2 separate regions of the Mus musculus genome follow, and region 2 is linked to region 1. The links are chromatin contacts, found by Hi-C or POLR2A ChIA-PET in ENCODE. All regions are on one chromosome and are shown on one strand. The core of a region is the stretch at or near the end of the contact, and the rest is flanking DNA. Distances in the headings are between cores, read along the strand shown.

Region 1 (2,818 bases), core at 135-2,634:
CCAGCCAGAAAGAAAAGTAAAATGATAACACAGGGAAGCAGATAGGTTGGGAATCATATTACATTAAGTGAGGTAAGCCAAACTGAGAGATCAACTCCACAGTTTCTTTTGTATGTTGAACCTAGATGCACACACGCGCACACTGCACACGCATATATGTGTGTGTGTGTGTGTGTGTGTGTGTGTGTGTGTGTGTGTGTGTGTGTGTGTGTGTGATGAAACCAGAAAGGGGATGATAGGAAGAAGGGATTTTATGGAGGGTGAAGGGAGAGAGTGTAATATGGTATGTGTTACAAGAAAGGGGCTGTTGGAGGGAGGAAAATACTGCATGAAATACCACATCAAAACCTGTTACTTTTTAACAGGTTAAGTTATGAACTTAAATCATGTTTTAAAAGATGGACTCTTACTTGGTGAAAGAAATTATTAACAATACTAAGCACTTACTAGAAAGTAAATAATACATAAAATAAGACAATATCCTTCAGTATACTATTTACTGATATTGAAGCTAAGGACCGATTTACAGGGCTACACACCATTCCTCGCTACTTGAAGCTAAGCTGTGCATAAGCAAGGATGTCTTTTGCACTGCTCTGCCTTCTGGCCTTGGAGGCCTGCCTGGCATATAGAAAACACTTCAAAAAACCTTTTCAATGAGTGGATGACAATGACATGGGGTTTTCTTCATACTGAAGACAGGAGAAAAGCCAAAAACATTTTTTTTTTCAGAGTAGTAAAAACACTCATGACTCAGCTTTCTAACACAGACTTGTGTTAGGAAACAAATATACATTTTAGACAAATTGATTTTTGAAATTTAAAGAACGATGTTTCTGTCGTTTGGAAAAGGTGAGGGTGTACTTCAGTGGAAGGCCCTGGGTTCAATCCTAGCACCACAAGGAAACAGGTGCTATCAGCAAAGCAGCATCTTTGACGGAATCTGTTTCTTAGGGGAAATGGGCTGTATTCGCACATCCCTGTCCTGACCAAGCCTCTACACATGCGCAAGCTACAGTACAGGAATAATAAAACGTAAGGACTTTTAGAAATTAAAATATACAGGATGCAGGATGACCACTTTCCTCTGAAAAGGGACTAGTGAAAATGGATTTCTGCAGATATGATCCCTTCAAGACATAAAGGAATCCATTCTCCCCACTTCTCTTTGAGAGGCAAGTGGCCAGTCACTGCAGAGGCTCACCTTGTCCATCAGAGCTATCAGAAGGCAGGCCGCCATCAGGGCTCTGCTCGCCGGAGCTCTGCCTGTAGAGCCCGGCCGTGAGTCTCCTCTCCTGCTGCAGCCTCTCATACCCGGCCTGGGCACACAGGAGCTCCATCTGCTTCGCCATCCCCTTTTCAGCCTGCTAGTGAGTAAAGCAAAGATAAAAGCAATAACTAAAGCATTCTAGATTTCTTCATGGCCTGATGCTGCTAATTTGAGACACCAGCGAATGCATTTAGTATTTATTAAAAGGAGCTCACACTTCCTGTGGATGTATATCTGCCTCCATAACTATGAATGCATGCTTGTGTCATGTAAGACACCAGGTTTGTTCAAAAGGTTTCCTTTCAGTCCCATAAAGAGAACTCTATGTAAACTCAAAGCCAATGTAAGCTTCACTTTGTTTCCCAAGGTTCTGAGTCCTTTAAAGGATTTCCCCTTCTTTCTAAAATAGAAAAAAAGAAAAGAAATCAAGAAAGAAAGAAGATGGAAAAAAAGAGCCTAAGAGCAGCAGCAACATCTGCTGTCAACTGCTTTGAGCACAGGGTGAAATCCTGGCATCTTATTTTAGGATTTGGCGCTACCCAGATTCTGCTATGATGACAGCCTGCTTGGAGGAGAAAAGGTGTAAAATGCTTGTCTAGAAGAACAAGACAAACACACCTCCCACCAAAATTAAACAATGCAAATTATGCAGAGAGGCATCCCTGCCAGCAAGGATCTCTGCCTCCATCCCAGAGTGAAGCAGCATTTCCAAACCACGCATAGATGGACATGTTTGAAACAGAAGGCTGCTGTGTGACATATGAGGTCACCTCTGCACGTGTTTTAGAGGCTCCTTTTCTGTGTTCTGCTTTAAATTACTTGCATGTGATATTCAAAGCAGTGTGTCTATATGACATTTGCCAATGAAGTAATAGTCAAAATGCAGATATGATTCATTATCATGTTATATAAAAGTACTATAAGAATGCCACTATGTAAAATTGGTTACAAAAGTCATGATTCACAATTTTAAAAATCAATAGATGGAACACATAATGGATTAAAAAACAGAAGAAATACCCTTATTACTTTTCTAGACATGTACAAACCAGATCAAAGGTAACAACTTCATTTTGGCAAGTTAACTGGGGACATTTCAACAGGCCATTCTGGGAGGGAAACATAGTAGCAAGGTTTGGCAATACTAAACGGGCCTGCAAACAGGTCTGCAGTTCTGTCTAAAAGGGACATTCACACACGGACTTTGGAAATGTCCACTTCTGAGCACATACATAGTTAAAAATTGACTAAGATTTTGGGGTAGGAGGATAGCTATTGTAGCACACAGTACTGGCTGTAGAAGCCTGAGAAACCAAATTCAAATCCCAGCACCCACATGAAGAACTGAGCTGGGAGGTATGCGCCATGACTCCAGCATGAAGAACTGAGCTGGGAGGTATGCGCCATGACTCCAGTAGTGGGGAGCAGATCCAGCTGGGTTCCTGGGGCTCTGCAGCCAGCTAGAAGAACAAATAAGAACAAGGCTAACAAGAGCCCTGTCTCAAAAAAATCAAGGTGGGTGGACCCTGAGGAACCACACCCAAGGCT
Region 2 (2,700 bases), core at 71-2,570, 130 kb after region 1:
CAGCTCGTATTTACAGTGGGACTATTAACCCCTCCATTCTCTTCCAACAAACATGTCAGTTCACTTTTTTTTTTTTTTTTTTTTTTTTTTGGCTGTTGTTATTGTAACAAAATATCTGGGTAGCACATGAAGAAAGAGGTTTACTCACCTGTCAAACAAGGACCCAATCACCTTCTGCTAATCTCAACCGAGAGGCTCAGTTGCTTCCTATCAGGGCTACACTGATGACTACAGAGTTTGAACTCTCAGGAGACACAAACAGAGCACAGCGTGGTAACCAAAGGCTCTCATTTGCTCACACTGCTCTGCTGGCCTAGCCAGAAGACAGACATTCTTATGTTCACTCTGCCATATTTTGTTGGAAGTTAGCTTCTTGGAACCTGGTGGTAGTCATACCAGCACAGTGGCTAAGAAGTGAGACACTTGCTTTTTGCTTTTGCATCTTTTTATATGGGGACTTGTGGTGAAGAGCTTTGCTTTCTATAACGATACAAAGTTAAACATACAAAGAAGTGCTTAAAAAGTTCCAAGGAGCCAAGAAGACTTTCAAGTTTAAGGATAATACAGAGAAATGCTAAAGTGCACAGAAGCAGATCAAATTGTAGAAATTCAAGCAAAGAATGTGAGACAGGTGGACAGAGATGATTAAAACTGGCCCCACCACTGAGGGCTGAGAGGTCTGGCCCAGATAGAAATCCTTTTCCCAGTTCCCTGTCCAGCATATTGTAGATCTAACATTCTCAATTGTTAGAGATAGAAGAAGAGCAGAAATGGCCGCTGCTTCTCCCAGAAGAATTCACATCAATTATGAATGATAAAGCAAAGCAGCAAACACAAAGCAACCCACCACTCCTTAAAATCCAGATTTGGCTTGCATCTCTTCTTAAAGAGGAGGTGAGTTACAATAGAATTGCTTCTGCTCACATCTGTGACATAGAATAGTATCAAGCCCCGGAAAAAATAAAAAGAGTTGCCATGGGGCCTGGGGAGATGGCTCAGAGGATAAAGCTCTGGTCACAAGTGTAAGGACCCAAGTTCAGACCTCCGCACCCACACAGAGCTGATGGCAGTCATGGGGAGCCATCAGGATGTCCAGCCCTGTCCCATGCTGCTGTGAACAGGAGACCCTACCTAAAACAAGGTGGAAGGGAAGGGGACACACTTAAGGTTGTCCTCTGACCTCTGCACATGCGCTGTGGCATCAGTGTAGCAAGACACACAGATATCACACAAATGCACAGCAAAAGAAAGAAACCGTTGCTATGAACCCTTGTACGAGCCGTGAGAACACAAAGGCAGCAGAGACTGGCCTCCCTGCCTTCCCCCAGCCCACGCTCAGCAGATCTCTGGGCGTTGGCAGGGCCTCATGAGTGGGCTGGTCCTCCTTTTTGGTGTTGGCTCTGGACTGCACTGGTCTAATTCACTGCCAATTAATCTTGTCAGGCAGCCTGCTGATGCCAGCTGTAGCTCAAACACCCTCACGGCGAATACCCAGCCCAGTGAGCCTTTGTGTAGCCATCGCTGAAAATGTGAGTAAAAAGTTTTAATTTGGACAAACCCTAGGGCATCTGTTCTTCCTGAAAAAAGAAAAAAGAAAAAAAAAAAAGGTGCAACACTCGGTGTATACATTTTTTTTTTTTTGGTGGAGTTTTTTAAAAATAGAATAATCCAGTTTTGAACACGAGGGAGTTTTGAAAAACCAATTTAAGCATAAATAAGTTCATCAGCTACTCATTGTGCTGTGTAAAGCTTGTGAATTAAAAGAAACATAATGGTCATTAGGAAAAGCATGCCTCCCCCTCCCCCCCATTAGTAGTGTGCGTTGTTTGCTGAGCAGTGGGAGTGTGAATATTTGTACCTGTGTGAAGGAGAGGAGCGCGTAGGTTTGTGGGAAGTGGGTGCGGGTCACCGAGTCAGCGGGCGTGGGCGGAGGCTGGGCGCTGAGTCAGAGGGAGGAGGAGGGCAGGTATGTGTGGGCGGCTGGAGACAGCAGCCACAGCTTTGCATGCGAATGTCTCAAGGAAACAGTCCAAGCATTTTTAAAAAGCCTTAGAAAACTGGGAGTCAAAACTGAAGCAGAGTCCAGCTGACCAGGCTGCTTTACCGATGGATGATCTAAAGTTTTAAAATTATTACTTAAGTTATTTCTGGTCTGTGGCTATTTCTTTTTTTCCGCCTGATAATTGGTGTTGAACATTCCCATGTCTTTTGCAGGGCACTTTTTCTGCCTGTCCTCTCTTGTAAAAGTGACCTCAGAGTTGCCTTTGTGCACAAGTAGGACCCGGGCAGAGCCAGGGATGAGTGGAAGATGAGCTTAGAGTTTCCATCCAAAATAATCCTTAATGCCCTAAAGAGATAGTGTCACTGTTCTAACCTTATATGGGATTTTAAAATCTACTGCATTCAAGCCTGAAATGGCATGGTAACATGAGGCAGACAGGGAGCCATGGTTCATGGAGATAAACTGCCACATGCTGCCTACTGATTTAGGCATGGAGAGAGAACGTAGAAGGACTTGGCTATGGAGTGGGAGTCTGTACAATTAATCAAAAGCAAACGTGGGTGGGACATGGCGCTACCCAGCTGTGATCCCAGCACTGGGAAAGCAGAGGCAGGGGGATCAGGTTAAAGACTGTCTCAGTTTATAGGAAGTTTGAGGCTAACCTGGGGTACGGAAGACCCCATCTTACCACAACCAAC

What was found. A loop is a pair of places that touch in the nucleus more often than their neighbours do. ChIA-PET counts read pairs that join two places held with the same protein, here RNA polymerase II (POLR2A).
Region 2: a map of left cerebral cortex shows a loop between it and region 1 (2.3-fold over the local background). The contact joins two enhancer-like sites. A Hi-C loop is called at or near these places in 1 of 37 maps with a recorded cell type or tissue (left cerebral cortex). POLR2A ChIA-PET finds 5 or more read pairs at or near these places in 1 of 5 experiments (Patski).

The regions. Positions count from the first base shown.
Region 1 is chr1:52,463,581-52,466,398 of GRCm38, forward strand. It overlaps Nab1 (Ngfi-A binding protein 1), which reads right to left. Exons shown (of 8, transcript NM_008667.3): 6 at 1,205-1,367. Among named protein-coding and RNA genes, the nearest start is that of Gm23460, 20 kb to the left of the region's middle. Within about 2 kb of position 1,385, at least 1 of the 3 ENCODE cell types and tissues checked has a DNase peak (open chromatin) inside an H3K27ac peak, as active enhancers do.
Region 2 is chr1:52,596,076-52,598,775 of GRCm38, forward strand. It overlaps a transcript of Nemp2 not described here. Among named protein-coding and RNA genes, the nearest start is that of Gm28178, 17 kb to the left of the region's middle. Within about 2 kb of position 1,321, at least 1 of the 3 ENCODE cell types and tissues checked has a DNase peak (open chromatin) inside an H3K27ac peak, as active enhancers do.